Regions from separate parts of the Homo sapiens genome. Here regions 1, 2 and 3 are each linked to region 4. Evidence: chromatin loops called from intact Hi-C (ENCODE). Cell type or tissue: OCI-LY7. All regions are shown on one strand. Region 1 has its middle 360 kb from the start of ERVE-5. Region 2 has its middle 64 kb from the start of ERVE-5. Region 3 has its middle 140 kb from the start of ERVE-5. Region 4 has its middle 28 kb from the start of ERVE-5.

Region 1 (8,000 bases), 390 kb after region 4:
CCTGGTAACCACTGTCTGCTCTTTGTTTCTGTGAGTTTGACTTCTTGAAATTCCATAATATAAGTGAGATCAAGCAGTATGTTTCTTTCTGTGTCTGGCTTATTCACAGATCAGGAAGCTGACTTAGAGATACAATGTGACTTAAGTAAGGCCAAGTGGCTCTTGAGCGGTGGAAATCGAATCTGGTCCTCAGGTCTGTACACTTACCCACTGCTCTATGCTGCCTGCCATGACTTCTAGTGCCTCTTTCTCTTCCTGGAATTCTCTAAGCACCCAGCCTGGCCCTTCTGTCTCCTTTGTACCTGCTTATCCCATTACTCAAAGGTCAAGATCATGGGATGCATCTGTGAGCATCTGTGAAGTTCTGGGAATTTCCATGTGCTTGAGGGATCCAGTGGCTGTTATCATCTGTGGTGCCTGAGAACTGGGAAGAAAAGACAGAAATGGAATGAGTGATGTCACCGAATGCTTGCTTAATGTCTGCCCATGTTCACAGCTCAGGATGAGGACTTTTAGTTGACTAACAGCTTCGATTTCCAGAATAAAATATCTAGTGATTGTTTGAACTGCGAAATCCTCATTATGTGAAATGCCAATTCGAAGCCCCAGCGTGTTACCTTCTCCTGGACAGTAATGCTTCTGAACAGAAAGGGCATCTTACTCGAAGTGAGCATGCAATTAGTCTTGACAAAAGAATTGAAAATGAAATCCTAATTTGTGCTGTGTTTATCGATCTGCACTGCTGTCTTTGCTGCAGCCTTGGAGCTTGTCTCCATCAGCACCTTCTTCCCAGGGACAGCTCTTTTTATGTTGAACATGGTCAGGCCTAATTGGAGTCTTGCTGTTGGTCTCCCAGAGCTTCAGGAATCTCAGTTCAGCCTCAGTTGGAACAAGGGAGTTGGGTTACCCCAACAGTACTTTGGAAAATGAATCATGGTGGTTGCCGATATTTTCGTTGGCATTTTTTCAGAAAGAGCCAGTGCCATGGCACTAGGAAGGGCCCCTGCTGAATAGCAAAGGAGGAGGCAGTCCTTGTAGAGAGACCAGGCGGTAGGACAAAGTTAGGGTTTGCTTTATGGTTTCCCCTTCCCTCTGTTTCTAGAACTCACACAGAGAGTTTGGACCCCTGAAAGTGATTATTCTTTTGCTTGGGATGATTTTCCCAGCATGTGCATAACTGACTGTGTCTCATTATTCAGGTCTCTGCGCAAGTGTTGCATCCTCAAAGAGGGCTTCTCTGGCAGTCCTATATAAAGTGTCTCTACTTTCCTGGGCATTCTTGTTCATACTTTCTCATTTTATTTACTCATGTAATTTGTTATTCTGTAAAATTACCTCATTTATTTTATGTCTCTCCAGCTAGAATATATGTTCCATGAGGTCAGAGACTCGGTTTTGTTTTCTGCTGTCTGCTGAGCATAACGGGTGCTCTATAGGTGATTTTTTAGTGAACGATTAAGTGAGCGAATTAATGAAATCCATTATAGAGGCAGCTAATCAGGTGGGCCTTCCCTCTGTTTTAGCTGGCAGATTTTAAGAGTGAAACCCAGAATATCTCTTCCAGAAAAGCCTAAGATGAAGCAAGGTTTGAATAAAGTCAAGAGGGATAGAGCTTGGTGGTGAATAAAAGGAGACTTTTACTGCTTCTCTCAACTTCAGCTGAAAATCTTTCCTGAGGCAACATTGTCAAGCCCATTACTTGGGTTATTTCACAAGTCATCAAAGGGTCTGCCATTGATCTGGGTTGTTGGGAGACTAAACAAATGCAATTCCCTAATTGGCTTCTAGATGGAAACTGCATTCAGCCCTGAGCTGAGAGCGATTTATCTTGTATGCAGGACAGTGGTGCGGAGAGGAGGAGTAATGGGCTAGCATCGGAAAGGGATAGATTGAGTTTAGGTGTTTAGAAATAACTGTTTTGTCAGATAAATCAGGCAGTGGGGCGATCTGATTAACGATCACAGAATAATCATTTGGTGCTTTAAAAGAAGCTAGAAATACTGAGAGAAGAGAGAATAAGAAATTGAGGGACAAGACGAGAAAAAGTTTTCTTATTCTGCATTGTTCCCACCATCCACTTGGGGCCACCCGCAAGTAAAAGAGAAGCTGTGTTCACACACAGATGAGTTTAAAAGGGTGAGAAATCTCACTTGAAACTAGCATTAAGATGCATCTTATGCTTTAAAAAATTTTTAATTAAGGTATAATGCATGCAGCAAACTTTGTAAAGTGCACTAATTTTAAATGTACAGCTCAATTAATTTTTACGTCTAAAATCATCAACCAGACAAGACATAAAGCATTTCCAGCTCCCCAGAAGAGTTCCTTTTGCCTCTTCCCAGTTAACATCTCCCAGAAGTAGCCACTGTCCTGAATTATACCCTCATACATTATGTAGTCTTTTGAACCTGGCTTACTGTGTTCAGCTGTGAGAACAATGTCTGTGTGATTTATCCATGTTATTGTGTTTCTTAGCAGTTTATTATTTTTAATTTCTGTGTCATATTCCATTGTATAAATATACGAAATTTATTCTCTTGCTGATGAACATTTGGATTGTTTCCAATTTTTGGCTATTATAAATATATTTAAAATAAATGTTTCCAATAAATGTTGGAAATATGCTTGGATATTTTCTTGACTCTTTGTGGGTGGCCAGGAGGGTTGAGGATTGGAACTTGGAACCAAAGTCTCTGAAATAAAGTTCGAATCAATCATACCCTCTGGTTCCCAGCAGCCCTCCATATAGCAGAAATTATAATCTCTGGACATTGCACACAGTTAAACAATTTATCTAACCTAGGCAGCCAAAATGTATTCCACTGCAATGATGACAATTCATTCCTCCTTATACATGATGGGTCACAGGCAAGAATGACACCGTAATAGCCAACATTTATTAAACACACATTATGTCCCAAGCCTGTGCAAAACTCCACCTGGGCTACCTCACTCATTCTTATTTACAGATTACAACATAGGCAGTATTTTTATCTCTTTTTAAAGATGAGAGGCTGTAGAAAAGATCATTCAAATGCAAAGTACTAAAATAATATAAAAACTTAAATCCTTTAATAATGATAGACTCAAAAACAGTAATAATTTAAAATAGATGGAGTGGACAGGGTGTGTTAGGACAGGGTTAGCCATCAAGGAGTCTGTCCCCGGATAAGATAGGCCTTGGGCAAACAGCTCTATGGCGGGTGTTCCAGTGTAGCTTCCTCTTTGTAGACTGACTAGCTATATAGGGGAGTAGTTCGCAGGCTCAGGGATGTCTGCACATGCATGAGTTGGGTGCTTCACGAAAATGCCAGTTCCTTGGTTACGCCCTAAGGTGACTGAACCAGAATTTTGGAGGATGGCTCTCAGGCATCTTGTTTTTAACATGCACCCCAGATGATGCTGATGGGTAGCCAGGGTGGATGTCTCTAGAGCCCCCTCTAGCGGTGACTTTTGAAGAAAGTCTTTGCCATTGTTGTCTCATCTGTTCAACTTGTGGGTGATTGACTGGGCCTTTGAATGCATTGACCAGATGACTTTATGTCACAAAGCCTTAATCACTAACTTTATATAAATCTACTTTCACAAATAATATAACCGTTCAATTCTTTCTGTGATGGCTGCTTTTATTTCCACAAAAATCAAGACAACAGCACATCTAATTAGACTCACAGAATGCTCAAGAGTTTGGGTCATGTGTTTTGGCTTTTGAAATTTATCTTTTTAATTTTCAGTGATAGAGATAGGGTGAGAGGAGCATACTTTTTTTTAGAACCTAATTTTTGACTTTCTAAGTTCAAGACTCATTATGACCCAGTTTTTCAGGGATCAGTAATGATACAGTGCTTACATTTCATAGAATGCCCATATTGGAGATGAAAACATATGCTCCTTTCCTTGCTGCTGTTCTATTTGGAGGGTATTTTATGAAAGTGTCAGGCTGATGAGTAACATATCCTTATCCATATTCAAATTTTCCAGGAAGTTATCTACAAATGGCTTCCAGTAATTTAAAGTAACTTAATGTACTGTAAGCAAAACTCCTTTTCTCATTTGTTTTCTGAAGTGAGAGAAGTATCACCTAAATATTTCATTAATGGGAATCTTACAAAGCTTCCCTGTATCTCAAGAAAGACCAAGGGCTACTGAAGGATCTTGTCCTTGGTCCAAGGGATTTCAGGGGATGCACCTGTCTTCCAGGTGTATCATAAAGGTCAGGAGGTGTGTCTGGAGGTGTTGCAGGGAATGGTCCTTAGCTACTCCAAGCTTCCTTAGCTCCAGTCTGGGGAGCTGGAAAGGCGTCAATCTTGTGCAAGGTGAGTGGAGATGCTCATGGAAACAGTGGAGGAGCTGGTGCTTGAGTGGAAGAGAAAACGGAACACCCTGCATTTGGGTCATGGTCCCAGCACATACTGACTGCACACCCTTGGGCAAGTTATCTAACCTTTTTGTGCATGCACTGATCTATAAAATGTGCATGATGATGATACAGCATCAGCCTCCACAGGGTTGCTGTGTGCACTCCACGGGAATCTGTATAAAGCTCAGTGTCAGACAGCAGTCACTTTTCTTATTGTATCTGGGGCTGCAGACCCTGTGTCTCTTTCCCAGTGGAACTTATAAGTGCTCAGCTGTGATGTTTTTACAATGTACAAATAAGTTGCTGATTTGTTCAGTTTTTGTTTACACTTGGACTTTTATTTATTTATTATTTTTAGAGACAGTGTTCTTCTCTGTTGCCCAGACTGAAGTGCAGTTGCACAATCACAAGTCATTGCAGCCTTGAACTACTGAGCTCAAGCAATTCTCCTATCTCAGTCTCCCAAGTAGTCATGACTGTAGGCACGTGCCATCATGCCAGAAAAATTTTTCAATTTATTTTCTTTTTTTTGTAGAAACAGGGTTTTGCTTGTTGCTTAGGCTTGGATGGTCTTCATAATAAAAACTCCTGGAGCAGGAAGTTTGGAGTGGTTGTTTCATGGAGTGTTGATAACCTGAGTTGTATGATTTAGATGGATGGATAACAGTAGGGGCTTGATGGAATAAAGCCTCTCCAGCCAAACTACTCATCCCTCCACCTTGCCTGTGGGCCCCATATTTCACCATTGTGATGTGCGGGAGTGTGTGGCAGCAGGTGGCAGTTGTCTTGATGAAGCCCAGAGCTACCTGGCAGAATCCTGGGAGAATAAGGTACATGTGTTCTATGGGGAAAATGTGCAGAGACATGGGTGCCATGGAGCTGGGTGTAGCCAGTGAACCAGGAATGGCAGCCAGGTCTGCGGAGACATGTCACTGCCGCAGTCCCTCCAGCCCACACGTTTCAGCTTGCAGGTGCCTGCTAGCCACGTGACTACAAAGGAGGGGCCTCCAGCGTGTCCTTCCAACACTCCTCAGACCTGAAGGATTATTTTTCCTCTCAGCCAATCTTCCCCTTTAGGGGTCCTAAATCTCTTTTAAATTTCAGCTTAGCCAAAACTCTCCAGCATTTAAATACAATTTGAATCTGAATGTCTTGGGACTGGGTCTGTGCTACAGTTACCTCCATTTCTGCTGCCTGTCACTCCCAGCTTCACTTTTCCCCTCCTGCTGACCCTTCTGGGCACTTAACTGGGTTGCCTTTGGGAAGATATGAGTTTTTCCAGGAAACCTTCCCTGCTGCCCCCAAGAATCCAGCGTTTCTTTGGACTTCTGCAGCCTCCTGCGTTTTCCATCAGTGCTTTGCACATCAGTGTTTCTTTAAACCATTTATTAGGAAATAGTTATAGATCAGAGCAGTTGCAAAACAAGTGCAGAGTTATACCCATCTCCCAGCCTCCACCTATGGCAATATTTTATATAACTGTAGTGCATTATGAAAATCAGGAACTTGGCATTGGCACAATGTGCTTAACTACTAGACTACGATGGACAAATAAGTTGCTGATTTGTTCAGTTTTTGTTTACACTTTGGAATTTGTTTTTAATTTTAGAGACAGGGTCTTGCTCTGTGGCCCAGACCGGAGTGTAGTTGCACAATCACAACTCATTGCTGCCTCAAACTCCTGGACTCAAACAATTGACCTGGTCTACTCAGATTTCACCAGTTTTTACATGGACTCATTTTTTTGTGTGTGTGCATGTTTTTGTGCACAGTTCTAGGAAATTTTGTCACCTGTATGGAGATTTGTATAGACATCACCACAATCAAGATACAGAACTGTTCCCACACCATAAGGAACCTCCTCCCCATACTGTCTGTGTCTTAATTTCCTCTTCACCTGTCTGACTTCTCCAGCAGGTGGTCAGCCTGCTCAGAGCAGGGTTCTGCTCACTGCTGAACTTTTTAGGACACAGAGTAGGTGCTCAGAAAATAGGAGTTGAAGAATGAGGGAATGAATCTGGAAGTCTTTCCAGAATGACCTGCGCATGCCAAGCCCTGTGCTGTGGGGGCTTCAGGGAGAGTGAGATGTGGTTTCCTGCCCTCTGGTGGTGGCTGAGGTCCTGGGCCTCTTGCAAGGAGGGGACTGCGGTTCGAAGCCTGGGACTTCCAGCGGCAAACAGGTGGGCCCAATGCCCACTGTGCAAGACAAGCCATTTTCTGCTTCTCGTGTTTGGTTTTAGACAACCCATTTAGGCATCTTGTATGGGACACAGTTGGGGTGCCTGAGATCTTCACTTCTGCCTCACAAGCCTGACTACACTCAGAGCCTGGCACCGGCCCCAGGAAAGTCCAAAGTCATTTCTACCGCTAGGATACAAAGTTGGTGACAAAAAGACACTAGCTGAGGCGCTTCTCAAGCAATTGTGTGGGGTCTTTTTAAAAGATTAATCTGTGCTCACTATTTTCCCAGCCAAATTGTTCAGGTTGGAGAAGCCCCTCTCTTTTCACCACCATCTCCTGCTCCACCTGTTCAAGGTGTCTTTGGATTTTTATCCTGCCTGGGTACATAGAGGACTTTAAAAAACAGACCCAGGAGGAGAATTGCTTTTTGAGGCTTTTGTTTTGCTCTTGCTTATTATTTTCTCCCTGTTTACTTGTTTGCAAATTTGCACAGTTATTGGAAGAAACTTTCTGAGCACAAATCATGTAGGCAAGATTAATTTTGTTCCCCAATCAAATCTATTTCTGTGACAAAAACATTTTAGCTTAGGTTTAAAAGTGTCTGGTGAATAAAATTAATTGCATCAACTAAAGAAAATGCATTCTGTCCAATGCATATAGATATTCTGTCAACAAGACAAATGGACTCAGTAGTAGAAGTATCTCTGTGGGTGAAATGCATAATAATGTAATTACTTTGCCAACAAAATGCTAACTTGCTTTAATCATTCTGTTCACAGTATAATGTAAAGTGATTTAGTGAGTAAAATGAATCCACTACAAATTGTTTTATGGTCATAATGCAGCCCTTTGGTGGACTGTAAATTGATGATAATAATTTTATGGGCAAATGATTTTTCAATTAAAATGTCTTTTTACAGACAGAATGGGAGTGTTACAAATGGCTCCCAATAACCCTGTGCCAAGTCACAGGCAGAAAGTGCTGTCACCTACATTAACCAAGCCTCAATTGGAAAGACTCAAAAGCTCAAAAGGTGATTTATTTTCATCAAATTTGTAATTTCCTTCCCTCCCACTTGAGAAGTATTTTCTTCCTGCCTTTACTGACCCAATAACAAAAATTAAATCTAGCAACCAACCCACCAGTCACCAGCAGCCATGTTTCCTTCCTGTGCCTTAATTGACTATGGCTGTATTGTTCATTAATAAGCTCTTAAACCAGGGCAATTGTTTCTGCTTTCTAGTATGGGCCCCATTATCTCTAGTGCAATAATTATTGCACCCATGAAAATGAAAAATTATTATAGTATAGTGGTTTTGAATTTCAAGCCTATGTTGAAGGAAATAATGTTTTTATGTGGGCTAATTGTCATAATTTCTTTTTAGAAAGGTGCAATTTCTGACCGGTTATAACTTTGCTGTTTCAACATCATAGGTGCTTGGAAACAGCCCCTTCCAC
Region 2 (8,000 bases), 92 kb after region 4:
AGAGCTGGAAGGAAGAGCACAGGGCCCAGAAGCCAAGAGAATATGTGTTGAGGAGAAGAGCGTGGCCGCTGGTACACGTGCGTGCAGGACAGAAGATGCTTACTAGATAGAGAGGAAATGATAATTCTGGAGAAATACTTTCCTTGAGATTTCCATTTTTCTTCCCCTGGATGACCAATATCCTTTTCTTTGGAAAGGTGCGATATTGTAGCTCATAGCAAAGCCAGGGAGTGGGAAGGGAGGGATGCTGTTCTGCTGTGTCCTGACTTTGGCTGCAACGATCAGATTCAAAAACTATTCTTGTTGCAGGACCTGGGGGAAAGGTCATGTGTGGCCTCCTGGATTCCCTTTATCAGCCCTGTGCAGAGGAGCTCTCCGGACCAAGCCGCTTCTCTGTTTTTGTACCAGTCCCTGTAACAGGCTTCTGTGAGGTGGGAGCAGCTGAGGATTGCAGTTTCCTTCAAGGCCTAATGAGGTGAAAGGGGCCTGGGGGTGATTCAGGTCAGTGTGCTTGGAGCGTGTTCATCTTCCAGGAGAGAATTATATGAACAGTCACCTCAGGTTTCCTTTGTAGACACGCTCTAAGGTGTGTTTAAGTTTGCGTGGCTAAAGCCTGTTGGGGCACAGGCTGGAGCCCAGTCCAGAGCTCCCTGCAGCCGCCTGAAAGCAGGTCTCTTAATGGCGTCTCTGGGTGGGTGACAGCTGAGCCCTTCACAGACTGGCTAGATCATTGTCCACGTCCTCATGGTACTCTGTGTCCTCAGAACCACACAGGTTATTTAACTGAAGGCTGTAAGATCTTCTGCATCAAGGGTTTGTGCTGGAATCAAAGTCTTCTCCAGTTTGGCTATTTTATTGTTCTCACCTTGTTTTCACCTCATCAAGATTCACTGTTTGTATTTCTGTTGTTATGTTTCATATCAACAGTTTTTAGATGAGATTATAAAATCATCTGCGTGTGAAATGAAGGAAATGGTTAGAAGGCCTTTGGGTACTTTCAAACAAAGAGAGGGGAGAAGGGAGGGAGGAGGGATAGAGTGAGAACTGTGTGATATGTGTGTGCACACAGTCATGTGTGTGAAGCATGAGCATGTGGCCTGTGTTTAAGGTCCATGGGGAGGATTGTTTTTCTATCTTTTTTTTTTTTAGACTGATCTCGCTCTGTTGCCAGGCTGGAGTGCAGTGGCACGATCTCAGCTCACTGCAGCCTCCACCTCCCGGGTTCAAGTGATTCCCCTGCCTCAGCCTCCTGAGTAGCTGAGACTACAGGTGGCGCCACCACGCCTGGCTTATTTTGATTTTATTTTATTTTATTTTTGTATTTTAGTAGAGACGGGGTTTCACCATGTTGGCCAGGCTTGTCTCGATCTCCTGACCTCATGATCCGCCCGCCTCGGCCTCCCAAAGTGTTGGGATTACAGGTGTGAGCCACCGCGCCCAGCTGTATTTCTATCTTTGTTTACGGTTTTGTTGTTCTGCTTCCTAATTCTTTTATATACTTCTCTTCCATAATCTTCATAAAGAATCCTTTAGGGCTATTTCATTCCATTTCTATAGCCAGTCCTGTGCTTACATAGTCACTGGGCTCCTGCCCACCCCCATCCCAGCTTCCATCCACAAAAGGTCAAATAAAAGAAAGGCCTCCAAGGGGGCTGGTGCCTATCAGAGGGTCTCAGGCAACTGAACAGTTTAGGGCTAGATGTGGTTTAAGATATAGCTTGATCCATGGCTCAAATGGTATGACAGAATGGAATCTCTCTCCATTTGATGACTTTGCTTCTTAAAGAACTGTCCAATTCCTGACATTTGTCATGCAAAATGCAAAATGGCCATTAGCATTTTTTTTTTTTTTTGCAGCATTTACTTCTGGGCACAAATCTAGCCTTTCTAGCAATGTTCTGAGATCCACTCTGAATGGACTGACTTCAATTCTATGTCCACCTGAGCCAATCATATGTCACTGGGGGAAGGGGGTCATTGATTGGCCAGGCTAGGGTTGTAAGCTCTGCCTCTAAACTTGTGGGGCAGTCAGTTCCAGCAACAGCTTACAGAGGAGGGGCATGGTGGTCCTTCTGAAAGGAATGGTCATTGCTGAGCAGCACGATAAAAAAGGTAATTGTGCCATTTACCATCTCTCGGACTTACTATCTTATTTACAGACAAGGAAACTAATGATATCTACCTCCTAAGGATGTTATAAAAATGAAATAAAATTATCCATGTAAAACATTTAGTTCATTGCTTGACCCTTAGGAAGCTTCTAATAGATGTTCTCTGTTATGCTAATTATTACCTCTTATCCTTAAAGATTTGGTTTCTTCCAGACAAACCATATCTGTGTGAATGAAACTGAGGCTAACATGAAGCCGCTCATCTTGTGGGGCCAAATTGAGGGGCATAGGCATAGTCGTTAGGAGTGATCCTTGGGGAAAAGCTTCCAGGAGGAGGTGCTCCTTGTTCTGAGCCTGGAACAAAGAAACAGGATATAAGGAATCCTAGTGAAACCAGTGACCACCAATGAAAGAAATCCCAGCCAAAGTGGATTCAGGGAACAGAAAGTATTGGCTGCTGTAGCTGAACAGCTTGAGGGCTAGGGTTGACTTCAGGTGGTCTTATGGAGAGTAAAAGCCTCCTCAGAATTCAGCTTATTTCTTTATTTATGTACTCATTTATTCTTTTAGCTGTAGAGACAGTGTCTTACTACATTGCTCAGGCTGGTCTCAAACTCCTGAGCTCAAACGATCTCTCACCTCACCCTCCCAAGTTACTGGGATTACAGGCGTGAGCCACCACAACTGTCTCTGGACAGGCAGTTGACACATTTCCACCACAAACATGCTCATTACAAAACCCAGTAGAAGGCCGGGTGCAGTGGTTCCCGCCTGTCATCCCAGCACTTTGGGAGGCTCACGCGGGTGGATCAACTGAGGTCAGGAGTTCAAGACCAGCCTGGCCAACATGGTAAAACGCCGTCTGTACTAAAAATACAGAAAATTAGCTGGGCATGGTGGTGGGCGCCTGTAATCCCAGCTACTTGGGAGGCTGAGGGAGAAGAATCACTTGAACCCAGGAAGCAGAGGTTGCAGTGAGCCGAGGTTGCACCATCTCAAAGAAAACCTCCATCTCAAAAAAAAAAAAAAAAAGCAAAAAACAAAAAAACCCCACAAAACCCAGAAGAGGAAAGTTCCTTGTAACTTTCCCCCCTTCCTTCCCAACCCCGGGGTAGTCACTGTGAGCAGTTGCTACTGTGTTTCTCCAGGTGCTCTCTGTGCCTGTGGTAATATATGAATGGTAGGTAATATGGTTCAGTGAGATCATCTGTGCATGTTGTTAGGCAATTTTCTGTTGCACTTCATAGACCTTGGTTATTTTACTGCCTTACTAGTGTAGATATGCTTTGTCATATCTAATGTCTGTATGGTATTCTCAGGAATGAATGTAGCCTAATGTGTTTAATCAGTGCTGGGCATGGGGCATGGTTTGGAATGATGCAGGTGAGTGACAAGAATCCAGTGCAGGCTTGGGGAGAGAGCCGCAAGCCATCTCAGCCATGAAAATGTCAGCATTGTCACATCAGGGGAAGGACGGGGCGTAGCTCATGTCGTCCAGGCCACAGTTTGCTGCCCCCTGACAAATCAGACTCCCCAGAGGCATCAGTGAAACCTCATTACCAGTGGCGGGTTAATGAGCAGCTGGAGCTGCTGTGGTGGAGCTCAAAAAAATTACAAAGATGTCATCAGAGAAGCTCAAGGCCCTTTCACAGGTGTCATCCCCTGTACGAGATCTGAAAGGATGAAAATGTTATGATCATTATTACTCTGCTAATAGCTAAACAATAAGAGAAAAAAGAAATCACCTACCAAAGATCATTGCAACTCAAAATTGTGCTGGAAGGACACTGTGGCTTTATAAAAAGCCACTCCTCAAAGTCAAACACCATAGCTTGCTGAGAGAGAAGTAGAAAATCAATTATTAATGCAGCCCTAGCCTGGCTTGTGCTTCTCATAGAGAACCAGATCTTTTAATAGGGGAGGGAAATCGGTGAGGGTGTAGGGGAAATGGTAATAAACAAAGATGAAAACCTACTGCAATCGTGTGCTGCCTGTCATGGGAGAGCAGAAACAACGTTCAAAGACCGAGGGAATAGTAAAATGGAAACAAGCAAAAGAGCCTTGCATTGAGATGAAGTAGTAATCAGGCTGCCTTCATGAGCCTTCCTGGTCATTTAGCTAAACGTGTAAACACACTTCTAATGTAGGGTCCTTTCCTCCGCTTCTAAGTAGCTTCCCTGTAGCTATGTAAGGGCAAAAGGGGAATTTTTAAAACATTTTTCTTTTTTAAATTTTATTTCAATAGCTTTTAGGGGTACAGGTGTTTTATGGTTACATGGATAAATTGTATAGCAGTAAAGTGTGTTCTTTTAGTGCACTGTCACCCAAATAATGTAGCATACCCCATAGGTAGTTTTTATCTCTGACCTCTCCCACCCTCCCCCTTCTGAGTCTCCCATGTCCATCATACCCATCTGCCTTTGTGTACCCATAGCTTAGCTCCCGCTTATAAGTGAGGACATGCAGGATTTGGTTTGGTTTTGTATTCCTGAGTTACTCAGGATAATAACCCCCATTTCCATCCAAGTAGCTGCAAAAGATATTATTTCATTCTTTTTTATGTCTGACTAGTATTCTGTCGCATACATGTATCACATTTTCCAAAAGGGGAAATTGAAGGTTATTCAGGGCACATTTCCACCTCAGCACTACTGGCATTTTGAACTGAACAATTCTTTGTTGTGAGGAACCATGCTGTGTACTAGAGGATGTTAAGCAGTGTCCCTGGCCCCTATCCACTAGATGCAGTAGCATTCTCCCGGTTGTAACAATTAGAACGATCTGTGCACATTGCCAGAGTCCCCTGGGGGGTGCAGAATACCCCTAGCTGAGATCCAGGGAGGCTGCTATGCACACAGTGTTTGAGGTGGCCCAGCCCCTAGCCTTTGCTCTGGGTCAGGAGGAGGAAAGCCAGGCTTCCCTTTGCTTTCCCCTGCCAACGCAGTGCAGCCATATTCCATCTCACCCCATCAAACCACCTTGCAGAACAGAAACGGTCCCTGCAAACACATCCATTTTCAGAAGCCCAGATATGTTGAGGTCCTAGTAGCATCTAGCTGAGACCTAGGACCTCCTAATGCTAGAACCCTGCTCCAGCACAGCCCCTGCTTTGTGTTCTTGGAAGCTTTGGGTTCTTGGGAGCTTGGAAGATACACCAAATGTGAGTTCTGTAGTAGCATTAGGCCCCAACCCGAAAGTCATCCTCTGGTGATCGAGGCAGGACTGCTGGGAGGGCTTCTATTACCAAATGTAGCCTGAGCCTGTCTTTTCCCTCTTTATGGACTCAGGCCCAGTAACCACTCAAAGATGGAGACATACTGTTTCAGAGAAAAGCAAGGCAGAGAAGTAGGCAAGGCAGAGAGAGCTTTTCTCCCTAAGGCCTAGAACTGGTCTCCTCTTCTCAAGTGGAAGCAGCCCCAGGGGCTTGTGCACTGGCCTCCAAGACCAGGGTGTCTCCCACTCTGCTCACTGCAGAAGAGCTGTGGTCGGTGGTCTCCAAGGAGGGCTGCCATCAACTCCCTGCCTATTGAATTACCTTGGCAGCTTGTTGAAAACCGAATGAATCAAACATGTGTAGAACTCCTTCTGGATTCCCTCCTCTTTTCTGTTATCTATTTGTCTATTCTTATGCCAGTATCACATTGTCTTATTTACTATATGTTTTATGGTAAATGTTGAAATCAGTTAGTGAGACTTCTCCAATTTTTTCCTCCTCATTAAAAGTTGTTCTGATGATTGTCGGTTATTTTTATTTCGATATAAATTTTAGGCCTAACTTGTAATTTCTATTAAAGTTCTTATTGAAATTCTGATTTGTATTGTATGAACTATATAGATCAATTTATAGGAAACTGACATATTCATAATATTGAGTCTTCTGGCTGGGCGTGGTGGCTCAAGCCTGTAATCCCAGCACTTTGGGAGGCCGATGCAGACGGATCACCTGAGGTCGGGAGTTTGAGACCAATCTGGCCAACATGGTGAAACACCATCTCTACTAAAAATAGAAAAATTAGCCCAGCATGGTGGTGCGCACCTGTAATCCTAGCTACTCCAGAGGCTGAGGCAGGAGAATTGCTTGAACCTGGGAGGCGGAGGTTGCAGTGAGTGGAGATCATGCCACTGCACTCCAACCTGAGCAACAGAGCAAGACTCCATCTCAAAAAAATAAAAAAAATAAAATATTGAGTCTTCTAATCAATGACTATTTCATATCTCTTTAAATTTTTCTTACTTTCTCTCATCAATGTTTTCCGTTTTCAGTGGTCTTGCATGTCTTTTGTTAAATTTACTCTCATATATTTATATTTTATGATGTTATTATAAATGAAATTTTTATAAATGAAGTGTTCATTTTATAAATTTTATAAATGAAATGTTTAATTGTTTGCTGCTAGTACACAGAAATACATTTTTTATATCGACCTTGTATCATGTGATCATGCTAAATATTTGTGTAGATTATTTAAATTTTCTATGGAAACAATCAAGTCTATGAATAAAAACAGTTTTACTTTGTTCTTTTCAATTTTTATGCATTTTTGTTTTATTTATTTGCCTTACTGAAGTAGATAGGATTTTCAAGACAATGTTGAATAAGAATAATGAGAGTGGATATCTTGACTTTTTTATTCTTAAAGGGGCAGTATTTAATGTTTCACCTTTAAAAATGACTTAGCTGTAGGTTTTTCTCAGATACTCTTTATAAGGTTAAGAAAGTTGCATTCTAGTCCCAGTTTTCTGAAAGCTTTTTAAAAATGTGTTGAATTTTGACATTGGTTGATTTTTAAATGTTAAACCAATCTTGTATTTCTGGAGTAATCATAGTTGGTCATTATACTTTTTAAAATATCACTAGATTTTATTTTCTAATATTTTGCTTAAGACTTTTTTAACTATAGTCCAAAGCAAACTCTTTCCTGATTCAGCACACAATCTGTAATGTTCATTGCTCTATAGATTACTCTTTTTGTTATTATTATTATTATACTTTAAGTTTTAGGGTACATGTGCACAACGTGCAGGTTTGTTACATATGTATACATGTGCCATGTTGGTGTACTGCACCCATTAACTGGTCATTTAGCATTAGGTATATCTCCTAATGCTATCCCTCCCCCCTCCCCCCACCCCACAACAGTCCCCAGTGTGTGATGTTCCCCTTCTTGTGTCCATGTGTTCTCATTGTTCAATTCCCACCTATGAGTGAGAACACACGGCGTTTGGTTTTTTGTCCTTGCGATAGTTTCCTGAGAATGACGATTTCCAGTTTCATCCATGTCCCTACAAAGGACATGAACTCATCATTTTTATGGCTGCATAGTATTCCATGGTGTATATGTGCCACATTTTCTTAATCCAGTCTATCGTTGTTGGACATTTAAGTTGGTTCCAAGTCTTTGCTATTGTGAATAGTGCCTGTATAAACATACGTGTGCATGTGTCTTTATAGCAGCATGATTTATAATCCTTTGGGTATATACCCAGTAATGGGATGGCTGGGTCAAATGGTATTTCTAGTTCTAGATCCCTGAGGAATCGCCACACTGACTTCCACAATGGCTGAACTAGTTTACAGTCCCACCAACAGTGTAAAAGTGTTCCTATTTCTCCACATCCTCTCCAGCACCTGTTGTTTCCTGACTTTTTAATGATCGCCATTCTAACTGGTGTGAGATGGTGGTATCTCATTGTGGTTTTGATTTGCATTTCTCTGATGGCCAGTGATGATGAGCATTTGTTCTTGTGTTTTTTGGCTGCATAAATGTCTTCTTTTGAGAAGTGTCTGTTCATATCCTTCGCCCACTTTTTGATGGGGTTGTTTGTTTTTTTCTTGTAAATTTGTTTGAGTTCATTGTAGATTCTGGATATTAGCCCTTTGTCAGATGA
Region 3 (8,000 bases), 170 kb after region 4:
TCTGTGTTAGATAGTCAATGGCTCAGGAAATTACAAAGGTCTTAAGAGCTCTGTGCCAGAAGCAAGAGGCATGGGGTTAAAAAATATATGTATATATGTCTATTTCTTATTATATCACAGTGTCACAGATTATCTCTTCCTTTGTTAGGTAAAATGAGCCCTGGGGAGTCACAGCCACTTAAAACGCAGTCCGCGCTTTCAGTGAGTCTAGTTCTCAGAGGGGAAGGCTGTTAGTGGTGGGTGTGGAAGCTGGGAAATGAAGCCACTGGGGAAATAAGTTGGGGAAGGCTGCCTGGCAGTGGCTACCTTCAGGGTATGTCAGAAGAACCAATCTTGTTTTTAGTGAGTGCCCCAGGGAAACCTGCATGAGACTGGCAAGTTGTGTCCAGAGGACTTTCTCCAGCATGAGTACTGGGCCCATCTCCATCTGTTCTGCCTCCAGCACCCAGGACCGCTCTGAAGCTCTGTGAATTCAGCAGGCTGGGGATCCCCAGGCTGGGGCTTCCTGGGCCTGGAGTCACACATGCCTGCCTTTGAATTCTGCCTCCCCTCTTACGCTTGGAACCTCTGGAGGGTCACTTTACATCCCTGAGTCTCAAGTTCCTTATCGGCGGAATAGTGATAGCCAAGCAGCCTGCAATTAGACAGGGTTGTGAGTTTCAGAGAGGTTAACACGTGTGGGCACATCTTCAGTGGAAAAGTCAACGGAGGCCTGGCCCCTGAAGGTGTGCAAAGTCCACACCAGCGATGCACCATCCGAATGATCTTGAGCAAGATGCTTAAGCTTCCAGAGGCTCAGTTTTCTCATCTATAAAATGGGACTAATAATATTACCTATGTAACAGTGCTGCTCCAAAACGACATGAGGAACTCCATGTGTAACACTCAGTGTCTTACACATGGAACCTTCATGAAAACATGAGCTATCATGTGAGGCAATGCAGAGGTTGGGAAAATGAAGTGTTTTCCATAGTCTTTTTATTAGCAGACGTCACAAGCTTGTGGACAAATAAAAACTGTCTGTGGAGAGCTGACATGTTTTGTTTAGCTCAAAATATTGGGGAAAAAAAGTCCACTTGTCAACAGTGAAAAATGAGATTTCTCACGTTTAGAGAAGTCGTGAATTTCAATTTTAAAATATTTTGGAACAAAGTCAAAAGGTGTAACAGCCGTGGGCCGAAGCCAGGCAGTCGTGACTTAGAGGTGTGTGCGCTCCGCCTCCACCCAGCCGGCACTTCCGCAGCCTCCACTCAGCTCACTTTCCTGTGCGTGTTCCTGGCCTGGCCCCGTGGGCTTTGTGGTTTATGACTCTGTCTTAAAGGACTGTGTCCAGTGTAGATCTGGGATATAAAAAGGTTTGAATGAGCCTACAGCAAGCTGAGGCTAAAAGGATCAAGACTTTATAATGGAATCTAATATTTTAAAACAAGCTATTCTTATTTTCTTAGCTATAAAAGCATTTGATCAGCAGACTTGCCTTGCCTCCAGCCAGAGCAGCTCTAGCAATAGCTCAGCTGTCTGTGTTCCAGGAGCCCTGACTGCCTCCGCTGCTGCCACCAGCTCTGCAGACCAAGAGCCCCCACGTGTGGTGCTAAGTGACAGGAGGAACGGTGCACCTGGGCATGGCTGGGTCAGGTCCCCTGCAGCCCGGCTTTTCCTGTGGAGCCACGTGGTCTGCCAGTGTGGGGAGTCAGTGCAGACTTTGCCCAGGAGAGGCTGAGACAGCCAGTGCCTCCTGACCCTCCTTGGCTGACTGTGGCTCACAGCTCCTTGTGGCCTCTCTGGTGAGGTCCTAAGTGACTGAGCAGTCAGCTATGTTTTGTTGTGAGACTGTGACCGGCTTGGAATTGCACTGCTCAGTATTTGTTTTTGCTTTTTCTCTGCCCCTCTTTCTTCCTCATTCCTGCTTCTTTCTTTGGGATTGCACCTCCAACAAAGCTTTAGCCTGTAAGCTTTTGTCGTAGGCTCAGCTTTTTAGGGCAACTGGAATAAAGTGTACATGTTCATTGCAGACAGTCTGCAAAATGCTGAAAAAATAAAGACCGTAAAATAAATCACTCATAATCCTAACATCCAGTGATAGTCAAATCATTGTCACTGTGAGTCTTTCTCCTCCTTCTCCCCTCCTTCTCCCCTCCTTCTCTTCATCTTCCTCCTCCTCCTCTTCCTTTTTCTCTCTCCTCATTTAAACAGGTGAGATTAGGAGAATTAAGACTGAGATAAAATAGCTTGAAAAGACATGGCTTAGAGAGGATTTTATGCTTGTCTTGCTATAAAGAAGAAGGTTTTATAGTAAAGATGCTGAATAAAAGGACAATATATTAAATAACAAATTCAGAAAGAGAGGTTAGGTGCGTAAAAGAAGTTGAGACTGCCAGAAGCGTTCTGCACTGAAAGGAATTCCTAGGAAAGAAGGCTGTGGCATCCCCACTGAATGAATAAAGTATGGGGTTTCAGGGACAGGAAAAACAGAGAAAATCAAAGAAAGAGAGAGTACAGAGCTGCTCAGGGCAGCACCTTTTCTGGCAGAAGAAAAGCAGCCACAGAAAGCTGGCTCAAAAGGCAAGCACTTGATGGAAAAGAAGAGACAAAAATCAGAGAAGGAGAAGTAATGCAAATTGAGTTTATATATTTTTATTTTTATTTTTTTGAGATGGAGTCTCTCTCTGTCACCCAGGCTGGAGTGCAATAGCACAACCTCATCTCACTGCATCCTCCACCTCCCAGGTTCAAGCGATTCTTCCTGCCTCAGCCTCCCAAGTAGCTGGGACTACAGGCATGAGCCATCATGCCTGGTTAATCTTTGTATTTTTAGTAGAGACGAGGTTTCACCATGTTGGCCAGGCTGGTCTCAAACTCCTGACCTCAGGTGATCCACCTGCCTCAGCCTCTCAAAGTGCTGGGATTAGAGGTGTGAGCCACTGTGCCTGGCCATTTGTTGTTTATAAAAAAATTCATATATAATTAATCGTACTTTGAATTTTCATAAGAGGTTGTTTAGCAATGGGGAAAACAAATTTTAAATACATATGTGTCCTATGTAAATACATTTATGATAAGACACCTGTGAGTGTCAAAGGATGCCCTAGGTCTGTGGACATGGAGGCTCTATAAGGCGAATATAATAACAGCAGTACAGGCGCCCCTAGGCTGAGTGCTTCCTCACTGGTATTGTTTGCTAATTGTTTCTGGAGGTGACTAAGGATGGATGGCAATAAAAGTTTGGGGGAATGTATTTTTGATTGACCCCAAAATGGTTTTGCTGTTAAATGAGGTGAGCATAATGTAGGGTTTATTCTCCTCAGGAGGACTCTATAGATTTTCATATCCCATTTACATCAATAGCAGGATAATTTATCTTGATTACAGGGAATACTGAGGGAAGTAATTGTCATGTGCTGCTTATTATAGTGCTTCCAAATAAATCCCAAACTCCACGATATAGAGGTTTTAAAACCAGCCACAGGGCGTGCACGATGGCATTGGTTTCAATAATCAATAGTAAATGATCCATGAATCAGAGATGCTTTCTTAGAGTGATCATAATGGCTTCTATTCCTTTCCTTTCCAGCTCATTAACGATCAGCTTTTAAAAACATGTCCAACCTGGGTGGCACTTTCATAGGGAGGAGCTGCCGCCTGTGTGTCAGAGCCCGGAGTACTGGGTGACCGCAGGCCAGATGCACAGCCAGGAACTCCGCCCAAATCAATGGCCTCCTGTACATTTTAGGTAACACCTCCTAACCTGTGTTTTGGTCTTTTGTTTTGTCAGGATAGCCACTGAGCAAGCCTGTAAGGCTATTGGTCTGCCCATTCTGGTTTCTTCACCAATGAGAAAACTGGGACCTGGGGAGTTTGCAGAAGCCATCCAAGGGCACCTGCTTCTCACAGCACAGCAGCTTCCTGCAGCCCTCCCTCCTGTCTTGTTTCTCCCTTAATTGAGAGGAGAGGCCAGAACCAGATGCAGGCAGTTCCAACAGTAATGAATTGCTCTAAGGTGTGGATCCAAGAACCGGTGACAAGGTCAGGAAATTCCATCCCGGGACACTGACCCAACTAAGAGACTGTGCATGATGGCTAAGTTCAGAGCTCTGAGGAGATGGTAAAACTCATTTGCAACGAAACAAGATATTTTCCAACTCTGCAGCCAGGTGAGTAGGGTGTTTGCTTTATTGGAAATTGGTTTCTGAAATATTTGGCGGAGGAGGCTGTGAAAGGTGTTGGCAGATGTCAAACAGCACCCCCTGGTGGAATGCAGTGGCCCTGAGTCTTGGTCTGGCAGCCTTTTTTTTTTTTCAATTGTGTAAATTTAAGATGCACAACAAGATGTTTTGATATACATATTTATAGTGAAGTGATTATTTACAGATGACCAATTTAACATATCCATCTCCTTCTATAGTTTCCTTGAGTGTGTACACACTAACAGCACCTAAAATCAACTCTTTCAGTAAATTTTCAATATACTCTACAATATTAGTAAGTGTAGTCCTCTTGCTGTACATTAGATCCCCAGACTTATTCATCCTACATAACTGCAAGTTTGCACTCTTTAACCTACATCTCCCCACCATTTCCTTGCCTTCCCTACCCCTGGGAGCCACTTTTCTTCTATTCTGTTTCTTCCTTCTTCCTTCATTCTTGTTTCTTCCTTCTTCCTTCTTCTCTCCTTCTCCTTCTTGTTCTTCTTCTTCTACTACTTCTTCCTCTTCTTTTTTTCTTCCTCCTCTTCTTCCTCCTCCTCCTCTTCTTCTTCTTCTTTTTCAGACTCCACACCTCAGTCGACTCCACATCTCAATGAGATCATGCAGTATTTCCTGTGCCTGACTTACCTCACTTAGCATAATGTCCTCACCCAGTCTGGCATCAGGCTGCAGCCAGCTCTGCCAGCAGGGCCAGGGGCCTAGATGGACAGCTGGTCAGGGAAGCCTGCTGGATGCCCCCTTCCCCTCAGCTGCACCTGGGCCCCAGGGGCTCTGGCCTCTCCTGGGGGATCCCATCTCATTCAACCCATGAGCAGTGGAGGAGGTGGTGCAGTGAGCCAGGAGAGTGTTCCAGTCATTTTGACTCATAACTTACACATTCTTGTCCAGCACCTCCTGTGCCTGCCCTGCATCCTCTCAGCCCCACCTCTGACTCCAGCCACAGCTCAGACACGTGCTCTGTGGGCTTTCGCCTGCTTCCCATGGACAGTGGCTCACCCCAAAATACGCTTTCTCTGAGGGCTTTGGAGAGACAGGGGGATCCCATCATGAGGAGTGCTGGAAGAGGTCTTTGTGCAGCCCCAGTGCTCCTGCTTGGTGGCCCCTCAACCCTCCCACTGTTCCTCCACTCTCCCATGTTAGGGCCCCTTCTCTTTGGGCCCCCATTCAAATCTTCATATATATATATATATATATATTTATATTTATATATATTTATATTTATATATTTATATATATATATATATATTTTTTTAATTCATCAGGGCTCTTGGCTGTTACTTCCCTCTGGCCTGGCCAGAGACTCACTTATGTGATCTCATGAAGATTGGCCCATCATGCTCAGCCACCTTCCGGCAGCCACGAATGGGGAGACACTTTGACATTCCATTTGCCCGTTTCGTTGCTCCTCTCCTGACTTGGGAGGGAAAGAAAGCAGTTTAGACATATGCTTTGGTGTGTGATATGAATTATGCCACTTTCTCCCTTCACTCTGTAACTTTAGAAATGTTTCAACAGTCATTTATATTTGTGTTAAAGCTCACTGAGTTTCACTTTCCTCAACTGAAATTTACCAAGTGCCTGGGCTTTCCCAGGCCTCGTGCTCCAACAAGTCATAATAAAGTAAATTGGCAGCTACCAGATAGTGCTGCAGTGCTGACGAGCCAGTGCGCAAAACGCTTCAGAAGCACAGAGGAGGGAGGGAGGGTCGGGCTGGGGGCACCAGCTTCACCCTGGGAAGTCACCCCCCAGCCCTGGCCCTCCCCATCCCAGGCAGGCTCCACAGGAATTAGTGTCACCTCATTCCCCCTCCCTGCTGTCATTGTCTTTTCTGGAAGAAGAGGCTGTGAGGTCCTTGCCAAGCTCAGCAGGTTGGCAAGGGACCCCGTCATTCCTTCTTTGTCATTCCCCTGATGATGGGGTTCTATTTCCCAGGGCAGGTGCTGGGGAGGCAGGTGGAGCAGAGAGAGAGGCTCATTTCCACTGAGGAGAGAATGCCTTCCAAAGGTCCCTGCCTTTGGATTCAGTTTGCTGCTCTTCTGCTTGGGAACCAGCTCTACTGTGGGCAAGGCAGGGATTCTGCATGAGGAAGAGGGTGCTTACCCCCCCACCCCATAGACACTGCTGAGGGCTGCCAGGAGGAGGCAAGCCAAGGCCCTTCCAGCTCTGCCTTTGAGGCCCGTGCCATGCTGAGACCCTCTCCAGGCACAGGGGCCAAAGCACAGGGCTAGGACTAGGATGTGCTAGGCACATCTAGAGACAGGGTGTGGTTCTCCACTCTCCGGGCCTGTTTTCCCACCTTAAAAATAGGGCAGAGAGAAGCCTTGACTATCAGATTTGTGGGTTCCCACCCAGTTCCTCATGCTTCGGGGCTCTGTGGCAGGTTAGAAGTGAAGGATTGTGGAATAAATGCAGAGGAAAAACACAGAAGTGAATAGAGATGAGAGGAAGTTGGCGAGGGGAAGAGAGAGGGGGAAAAGAGGCAGAGAAAAAAATCAAAGAGGAGAGAAAGTGGGAATGAGAGAGGAGAGAGAGAGTAAATGAACAAGAGAAGGAGGGAGAATATGAGTAAGTAAATAACAAGGACAGAGTACTGTCTTCCCTCTGGCTAGACTGCGCCCTGGTCTCCATGGTGATGGGATGCAGAGGGTTGGGGAAGGCTGCTCTCACCCCTCCTGGGGTGAAGCAGACCAGGTCACAGCAGCTGGGCAGGGCCTGACTTGGTGGCCTTCCCTGTGCTGTGCCTGCCTTTGGCTGGTGGCAGGGTGGGATGCACTCTGAGAAGATGCCTCTAACCATCGTTGTGGACATGACTGACACCCATCCCAGGTGGCGCAAGGATTGCCTCCTTGGTCTTCCAGAGCCCCTGGCACTGCCCCATTCATAGTTCAGCTCATTCTGGCCCCAGATTGCCTTCTCCTCCAGACTGCAAGCTCCTCCAGGGAGCTTTAGCTGGGGGTCCTTAGTTCTGTTGTACCATAGATGCCTTTGGGCAAAGCCAGTGGACCCCGTTTCTGAACAATTTTTTAAATGCATGTAGTAAAATACACAGAATTAACAAAATCAATTATATTGAAATATACTTATTAACATTAAAATGTAATATAATAACAGATTTGCTTTTCTAGTAATACATTATAGCAGCAGGTCTGATAAGCATCATAATTCCAACGTTGTGATCAGTATAAATGACACAGCATGATATCTGCAAAAACCGTGCTGTGAAATGGAGGCCTCTATGGCTTATATTGATGACAAGGTCCCAGGTACTAATAATACTATTAGGGACATGCTCAATTTCAGCTCGAGGTTGGTGAACACAAAAGAATAACTTTTGGCCAGGCACAGTAATCCCAGCACTTTGGAAGGCCGAGGCGGGCAGATCACAAGGTCAGGAGATTGAGACCATCCTGGCTCACATGGTGAAACCCCGTCTCTACTAAAAATACAAAAAAATTAGCCAGGCGTGGAGGCAGATGCCTGTAGTCCCAGCTACTCAGGAGGCTGAGGCAGGAGAATGGCATGAATCCGGGAGGCGGAGCTTGTAGTGAGCCGAGATCACGCCACTGCACTCCAGCCTGGGCAACAGAGAGAGACTCTGTCTCAAAACAAAAAAACAAAACAAAACAAAAAAAAAACAGAAAGAATCACTTTTTATCCACCTTCACAGACTCACCGAATTCTATTTGTGGACCCCTTGGTGGGGTCTTTGGACCCCAAGGAAAGCCCCTACTCATTCCCTATGCCTTCCCACCCCATCTTTCATCTCTCTTTCCCTTGTTACTCTGCCCAGTCCCC
Region 4 (8,000 bases):
CTGGGCTCTGCCCTCTGGGTACAAAATTCTTGAGGTGTTCTTGTATCCGGTCTTTCCTCAACCTCAGCACCTCAGAAGTCCTGTGCATCTTGGGCCGCAACGTGAAGAAGTGACTCTGCAAGTTGGGCTTTGGACCTATCTGCAGGGCAGCAGCACTCAGGAGAATGACCACACAGTGCTGTTGTGATAAGACCATCTCTGAAGAGGAAAACCTTCAAGTGCTGACAATTTTGAGCTGCAAGGGTATACTTAGAATGTTGATGAAGTGTTTTGTGCTGTGAATGCTGTCATGCCCCATAGTCATGAACAGAGACCTTCACAGGTGTGAGGAGAGACCTGACAAAAGGCCCTGCTTGTTTTCACCAGGTCCTCAGACACTCCGAGGAACCGGATTAATCTTGTCGGGGTCAAACTTCAAGGGCAGAGGGCTAATTGCTTTCTCTTACCTGGTGGGATCAGATGATAAAACCAAATTGGAGTGGAGATGGATGGAAGAGGTGGGAATGGCTCAACATCATGATGGAGAGTAGCATGTTGGTCACATGGAGGCAAATAGATTTTTAATAAGGAAAAATAATTACCAGTGAGTGAAGTGTCTGACTTTCCTGAAGATTTAAGCCACCTTGAGACCAGAATGAGAAACAGCTGGCAAACATTTTAATCAAGGCAAGGAAGCTGTTCTGCCCTCCAAAGAAGAAACTCTTTCATCAAAACCCTGTTGCCTTGTTTATTAAGGGAAGTAAGAAATGATTTGGCCACTGGGAGTAACTGCAGCAGCTTCAGAGAAGCCCACCCATGTGTGAAAAGACTGGTGCACCTGAGAAGCAAGGCAGAAGCCTGGGAACATTTTAGAACCAGATGCCACCCAAACTGCACGATGCGGTGATGATAAAGACTGCAGGGGCCTGGGGCAGGTCAGTAGGCTGGGGGCAGTAGGGGTCTGTGCCCCAAGAGGCAGGGACCGGAGGCTCTTTGGTGGAGGGCCAACCCCAGGCAGAGCCTGTCATGGCTGCAGACTTCCCATGAACCTGGATGCAGGACTAGCAAGTGGGCATCATAGGTGACTGATTAAGGGCTTTGTCCAGATGGCCACCAAGGATCCATTTCTGGGTCTTTCTCTGGCTCAAGAAACCTTTTCACTACAGAACTGCACTGGTAACTGCCCTTCTTAGGCACACAGTACGTGAATGCAAGTGTCTTGTTAAGGCAGGGGAAATTATCGTGATTTATTTTCTCATTTGTTTTCTCTTTTTCAATTCTGGCATTGTAACAGGGAACACAGCTCAATCAAGGTTCGGCAGCTGAGAAAATCAGAGAAGGTGGGGTGTGGCCTGGAGGAATTTCCTGCAGAGGGGTAAATGGCAGGCCAACCCCATCTGGGTCTTTCCCATGCCCAAGAAACTCTTTCAGCAAAGCCTGCTCATTTCCTTCGGGATCTTCCCTGCCCTGATAATCTCTCCATCCGTCCCTCCTTTCTAAAACCAGTATTTTCGTTCATTCTTTCATTCAAGATATATTTTCCTGTTTGGGAATTTTCATCCATGCGTTGTCCATCTTCCCACCCATCCCACAAACATTAGAGCAGAGCCGTTTTTGTGGGGGTCTCTGTACCCAGAATTGGAATCACACCTTGAATAAAACATGGAATTTGTTTCTTCCCTTAAGGAGCTCAACGTTATTTGGTTGAATACGTTCTCATTTAAAACCTCTACCATTCCCAGAAAACTTATTAAAGATATGATTAAAGAGATAATCACATAACCTTACTTAGTTATTGAATAAGCTTTTTTCCTGGTCCTGAACACATGAGTGACGAAGGCTTCTTGAAGACGGTTCACTTGGCTGTGAACAGTGCTGCAATGCTCAGGAACAAGGCTCAGTGCTCAAGGGTGGGAGCTGTCACCACATAGGTAACACCTACTCTTTTTGTTCCTTGATAGCTTGGCTCAGGAAGGATGATGGTCTGCGAAATTGACATTAGAATGTCTGCAGAAAATCCCCGGATGAGGGAAAAATCAACATGATCCAATGCTGAACTAGTTTAGGCCTGTGCTATTGCTGGCGAATGGATGCCACTACTGAGCACAACCCTGTCTCCAGAAACATCTAGTTATGACCCCTCTCAATCTCTATCTACAAGATGAAGGCTTTTGACCTGGTCTATGTCCACTCCATGCTGATGACTTATACAAGTGGCTGTGGCTCAAGACAAGCCAACCACAGGGGACAGACAGCAGGTGCACAAGCTTGTAAGAGTAGAAATGAAAAAGAACCCCTTAACTCAATTTGGAGAAGTGAATACTTGAACCCTGAGCGTCTTTGCAGTGACGCCAGCTCAAATCAGGGCAGGCACTTTCTGTGGGAGGCTAACCCTTGTTTGCCATCTTGCTTTCCACTTGCATATGGAAGTAACATGCACTGGGGTAGAGGGCGTGGAGACAAGGGACTTGCTACATTTGTTCTGACGGCAATGTGATATAATCACCCATCTCATCTGAGACTGAGTCATATTTTATATGAAAGACAAGTTCTTTCTCTTTATAAAATGCAATTATACATAAATAGTTCATGTCATCTGCTCTTGAAATTTTAGCAGCAGGACTTAATGCTGCTGGTTACCATGGTAACAGGCAAAGTTGGTGATATTGAATATTACTGTATTAAGTTCCTCTGCGTGTGTGTGTGTGTGTATGTGTGTCTGTGTGTGTGTTTTAATGGCTGTGTTGCATATAGGGGATAGTTTTTTCCAGACTACAGTGTCAGAAAAGTCAGAACATGAGACTGTCACCGATGTGTCAAGTGAATACATTGGAAAAGTCGAGCCCAGCACAGATGCCTTTCATTTCTTGCTCATATCCTTTATTTCTTGCACCCATCCCTCCCTGCCAATTTTATTAAGGTATAATTGACAAATAAAATTATATATCTTTACAGTGTACAATGTGATGTTTTGATACAGTATACATTGTGAAAATATTAAATCAAGCTAGCACATTTTTTGCAGTGAGAACATTTAAGATCTATTCTCTTAGCAGTTTCCAAGTATACATTATTATTGTACATTCGGTGCAATAGATCTGCAGAACTTACTCATGCTGTCTACCAAACTTTGTTTACTTTGAGCAACATCTCATTTTGCTCCCCCATCCCCAGTACCTGGCAAACACCATTCTTTGCTTTTGTGAGTTTGAAATTTTATTTCATTTAAAAAAATTTTAATTTTTGACACTGGTGGTATATGTGCTTGTTTGTTACAAGGGTATTGCCTGCATAATGATAGAAATTGGGCTTCTAGTGTTTCCATCACCCAAATATTGAACACCGTATCCAACAGGTAATATTTTAGTCCTCACTCCCCTTCCACCCTCCTTCCTTTTAAGAGTTTCTAGTGTCTGTTTGCATGATATTTGCATGATCTCATTTTCTACCCTTTTACTTTGAGTCTGAATGTGTCTTTAGCCAGTAGGTGGGTCTTTTTTAGACAGCAGATGGTTGCATCTTATTTTTTTTATAACCCAATTTGCCACTCTGTATCTTTTAAGTGTACAATTTAGGTCATTTACATTGAAAGTTAATGTTGATATGTGAGGTTTTGCTCCTGTCATTGTGTTATTAACTAGTTGTTTTGGAGTTTCAATTGTGTAATTGCTTTATAGGATCTGTGAGCTTTGTACTTTGGTATCTTTTTCTGATGGTGAGTATAGTACTTTCATTTCCATATTTAGAACGCCTTTGAGCATGTATTGTAGGATCTGTCTAGTGGTGACAAATTCTCTTAGTGTTTGCTTGTCTGGGGAAGACTTTATTTCTTCTTCATTTATGAAGCTTAGTATGGCAGAATGTAAAATTCTTGGTTTGCATTTATTTAAAGAGGCTAAAAATAGGCCTCCAATCTATTCTTGCTTCTAGGGTTTCTGCTGAGAAGTCCAGTGTTTGATCAATTTTCCTTTCTAGGTGATTTGAGTTTTTGCTGTAGCTGCCTTTAATATTTTTTATTTCTTCAGCATTCACTTAGCATAGTCTGAAGACCATATGCCTTGGTGATGTTCATCTTGTATAGAATCCCACAGATGTTCTCTGAATTTTTTGTATCTGGATGTTCAACTCTCCAGCAAAATTAAGAAAATTTTCTTGAGTTATTTTCAAATATGTTTTCCAGTGGCTTACTTTTTCTCTTTCAGGAATGCTAATAAGTCATAGGTTTTATTGCTTTAGATAATTCATATTTCTCACCAGAGAAATATGGTTTCTCTGGCTTTGGTTTTCAAAATTATTTTTACTTTTGACAAATTAGTTTCAATGATCAGTCTTCAAGCTCTGAAATTCTTTCTTCTGCTGGTGTAATCCATTGTTAAAGCTTTCAACTATATTTTCAAATGTCTTAAGTAGGCTTTTTATTTCAAGAAGTCCTTTTGCATTTTTTAAAATATATTTATCTTTCCCATCATTTCCTGGATTGTTTTTATAGTTTCTTGTGTTGGTTTTCAACCTTGTCTTCAATCTCATTTAATTTCCTTGCAATTTATACTTTGAACTCTTTGTCAGTTCTCAGTTTCCATTTTGGTTAGGGTATATTTCTAGAGAGCTAATATGATCCTTTAGTCATGTCACAACATTCAGATTTTTTCATGATGCCAGAATTCTTATGCTGATTCTTTCTCATCTGGAGCAGCTGCTCACAGAAAACCACTCTTATTTTTGAATTTATTTTTGTTCAGATGGGATTTTTTTTTTCTTATTTGTTTTTTCTTTCTCCATCCCTCCCTTTCCCTAGGGAGTGACTGTGGAGTACGTTGTGTTGCTAAAGCTTTGCTTCTATAGCCCACGCACTTCCATTGGCCAGGCTTTATATTTGGCTGTGCAGTTCAACCTGCAGGCCAGTAGATGGCGCTGACGGGTAAGAGCCAGCTTGTGGCACAGCAGATGGGTAGGTACTTGGTCTTTGTTTACTGGGAGGTGCTCTCTGTTGCTTCTGGTGATGGGCTGGACAGTGAAGTGCCTGGTGCCCTGAGTTTTCTGTTCAGCAGGGAGTGGGTAGAGCTGGGCAGAGCTGGACCCCCTGGCTTGCCCACAAATACTCCAATGCCAAGTATAGGCACCAAGCCTTGTGGAGATGGCTTTGGGAGCTCCCAGTGACATGTGCTGAGGTCTCTACATCGGGTGAAGGGGCTGCACTAGCTCCATGCGCTAGATAGGCAGGAAAGTGATCTATTCCCAATCACACCAGTCCTGGAACTCGTGACTCTCAGTTCAGATCCTCACTGTTGTCTACATCCAAGCCACAGTGGGTTGAGAGCTGTGGAACACACCTGTCTTGAGACTCTCCACAGGAGTGGTTTTGGGGCAGAACCTTTTCAGCGTATGGCTCTCTTTCCTTTGATGTGGTAATGATGTTGCATTGTCAGGGCCAGGGGATACACTCTGCCTTTCAGCCCCTGTGGATGGGTATCAGTTGTGGTGGTGTCAACTGGTTGGGCTGGCCTGACCTCAGGCCCTGGGAAAAGTGGTTAGGTGCCAGCACTGTTGGATTGGTCTACATAGCGCCCCAGTTCTCAGGCCCTTAGACGGCCTACCGGACAGAGAGTATGGGTCCTTAAAACCCATTTATGCCTAGTGTTCCATTACTGGAATACTAAGCATGTGGGACTTATTTATATCCCACTGCTCAAGATCATCGCCAAGGTCTGATTGGAAAAATTTAAAAAATTGCAACCTCAGGCATAAATGGGTTAAGGGGCTGGACTGGGGTTGGGGCACCCTAGACTTCAGGAGCTGGCTGTGATGGGGAAGGGGCTGGCTGGTCCCTGAGAGGCTGATAGAACCCTCAGGCAGGGGACAGACAGAAGGCCCAGGTGGTGGGAGCCTGAGGGCAGCACAGGCCTGTGGGGACTGGGCTCTCAGAAGAGCTGTGGTTGCAGCGGAAATGCTCAGGCAGGAGCCAGGTGGCCTTTCACTGGGGGAAGGGAGGGCCCCTCAGGGCACTGGAGATTGGCACCTGGGGGGCACATGACCTACTCACACTTTGCTCCTGCAGAAGCAGTTCTGGATTTTGTTCTTGGGGTCATGCAGAGGTCCCAGGCCTCCTCACTCTCTCCCTGGCCTGGGAGTCGGGGTCTCAGAGAAACACCTAGCCAAGGCCAGTGTTTCTGCAGGGGTGGGTCAACTGTACAGGGGGCCTGCAACAGGTAAGCCCCATTTCGCAGGAAGCAGCCGAGGCCGGGAGTAGTGTGGTGTGTGGTCTGGCAGCTCCTCTGCACAGCAGCTGTGCTGTCTCTCCTGGGGGTGTGCAAAGAGCCTCGCCTCCCTCCTTGGCATGGCAGCTGGCACCAGGCTGACTGTGGGATTCCAGGTGGGCTTGAGCGGTGCCTCTGCAAAGTTTCTGGGTGGCTCTGTGTTCAGCTGGAGGCCTAAGGAGGATTATGGGGGCTCTCCTGTGGCTAGGATTGTAAAAGTCTGTGATGGAGAGGTGGGTCCCGGAGCCTCTCACCTCATTCACCCCTTCCTTGGAGTAAGAGCCTCTCTTCACTCCACACCGTCCCAGCTCCGCAGGCTGCCTGGCTCCACTGTTCCCTGCTTTCCTTGGGTCCCATTGGTTCTCTGGTGAATCCGAGCATGCTCTCTTAAGATGATCTATGTGAAGTGTGAGGATTTACTTGCCATTGTGGTTCCTGTCTGTGAGAGAGGCATGGGCTTGCTGCTTCTAGTCAGCCATTTTGAACTAAAACCTCAACAACTTTTTTGATTCCTCATTTGAGTGAAATCGCATGGTAGTTGTCTTTCTGTGCCTGGCTTATCTCACTTAACGTAACTTCCTCTAGGTTCATCCATGTTCTCACAAGTGACAGAATTATCCTTTTTTAAAAGCTGAATAGTATTCCATTATACATAAATGTATGTGTGTGTGTGTATATATATGTGTGTGTATATATATATGTGTGTGTGTGTGTGTGTGTGTATATATATATATATATCTCAATCTCACATGTGCTCTATCCACTCATCCACTGATGGACACTTAGATTGATGCCATATCATGATTATTGTGAATACTGCTGCAAAGAACATGAGAGTGCACATGTTTTATTGACATACCAATTTCATTTCCTTTTGATATATACTGTTGAAGTCAAATAAACTATAGAGATGAATCTCTGACATGAACATGTTTTGTTTAGGAAAAATTGCAATTGGGAAGATATACACAGACTGGGTGGTCTTTGGTGTATCCAAAGAACAAAGAGAAGGTCGGAAGTTTTATAACAAGGAGAAATGTTATGTATTTGTTTTTCAAGAAAGTTCGTGGCACTTGTAAAGTTCTGGGGAGCAAGAAAGCTCTGATTGGTGAGTGGTGGTGATGGTAAAACTAGTCCTAGATTTGCAGCAGGTTGTGTCAGTAGCTATTAGATAAAACTGGCTTCAGGTTACTACAGGCAATTTCACAGCCAGGCTTGCAAATAATTATATTCTTGGAGCGGTGTTATGTACCCTGAGTGTTTTCCCCCTCTGGCTTCTCAACTCTGTTTTCATTCAGTAGAATGACCCAATTTTTATAATCAACTTTCACAATACTTGGAAGTGAGACAACTGGATCCTATGGTAGTTCTATTCTTATTTTTTTTAGGAATGTCACTACTGTTTTACAAAGTGGCTGTATTAATTTACATTTCTGCCAACAAAGTACAGGGATTCCTTTTTCTCGGCATTCTCGCCAATACTAATTTTTTGTCTTTTTGATAATAGCGATTCTAACAAGTGTGAGGTAGTGTCTCACTGTGGTTTTAATTTTCATTTTCCCGATGACTAGTGATGTTGAACATTTTTTCATATACCTGTTGGCCATTTTTATGTCTATTGGGTCCTTTGCCGATTTTTGTTTGTTTTATGTTGAGACATATATCCATGTGTTTACATATGTGAGACAGGGTCTTGTTCTGTCAACCAGGCTGCACTGCAGTGGCACAATCCTGGCTCACTGCAGTCTTGACCTCCCAGGCTCAAGT

Evidence for each region. Peaks named below come from ENCODE experiments on the same cell type or tissue, not always from the same donor. Only the 100,000 strongest peaks of a DNase experiment are listed, where the experiment ranks them.
Region 1: a loop joins it to region 4, with 7 times the contacts of the local background. A loop is called at or near these places in 5 of 110 quality-filtered maps.
Region 2: it touches region 4 in a loop (5-fold over the local background); 2 of 110 quality-filtered maps call a loop at or near these places.
Region 3: it touches region 4 in a loop (13-fold over the local background); 56 of 110 quality-filtered maps call a loop at or near these places.

The regions. Positions count from the first base shown.
Region 1 is chr19:28,237,954-28,245,953 of GRCh38, reverse strand. No RefSeq gene overlaps it. Among named protein-coding and RNA genes, the nearest start is that of ERVE-5, 360 kb to the left of the region's middle. In OCI-LY7, CTCF peaks have their summits at 3,236, 3,440 (motif pointing left), 6,249 and 6,450 (motif pointing left); a DNase peak (open chromatin) is centred at 3,443.
Region 2 is chr19:28,538,737-28,546,736 of GRCh38, reverse strand. It overlaps the pseudogene LOC100420587. Among named protein-coding and RNA genes, the nearest start is that of ERVE-5, 64 kb to the left of the region's middle. RefSeq lists a silencer at 1,134-1,340. In OCI-LY7, a CTCF peak has its summit at 1,162; DNase peaks (open chromatin) are centred at 3,266 and 3,656; H3K4me3 peaks cover 800 bases; H3K27ac peaks cover 1,990 bases.
Region 3 is chr19:28,462,553-28,470,552 of GRCh38, reverse strand. It overlaps the pseudogene LOC100420587. Among named protein-coding and RNA genes, the nearest start is that of ERVE-5, 140 kb to the left of the region's middle. In OCI-LY7, CTCF peaks have their summits at 4,042 and 4,251 (motif pointing left); DNase peaks (open chromatin) are centred at 1,612 and 4,232; H3K27ac peaks cover 441 bases.
Region 4 is chr19:28,630,805-28,638,804 of GRCh38, reverse strand. It overlaps the pseudogene LOC100420587. Among named protein-coding and RNA genes, the nearest start is that of ERVE-5, 28 kb to the right of the region's middle. RefSeq lists a silencer at 4,829-5,123. In OCI-LY7, CTCF peaks have their summits at 4,635 and 4,875 (motif pointing right); DNase peaks (open chromatin) are centred at 4,904, 5,944, 6,264, 6,704 and 1 weaker place; H3K4me3 peaks cover 1,894 bases; H3K27ac peaks cover 3,085 bases.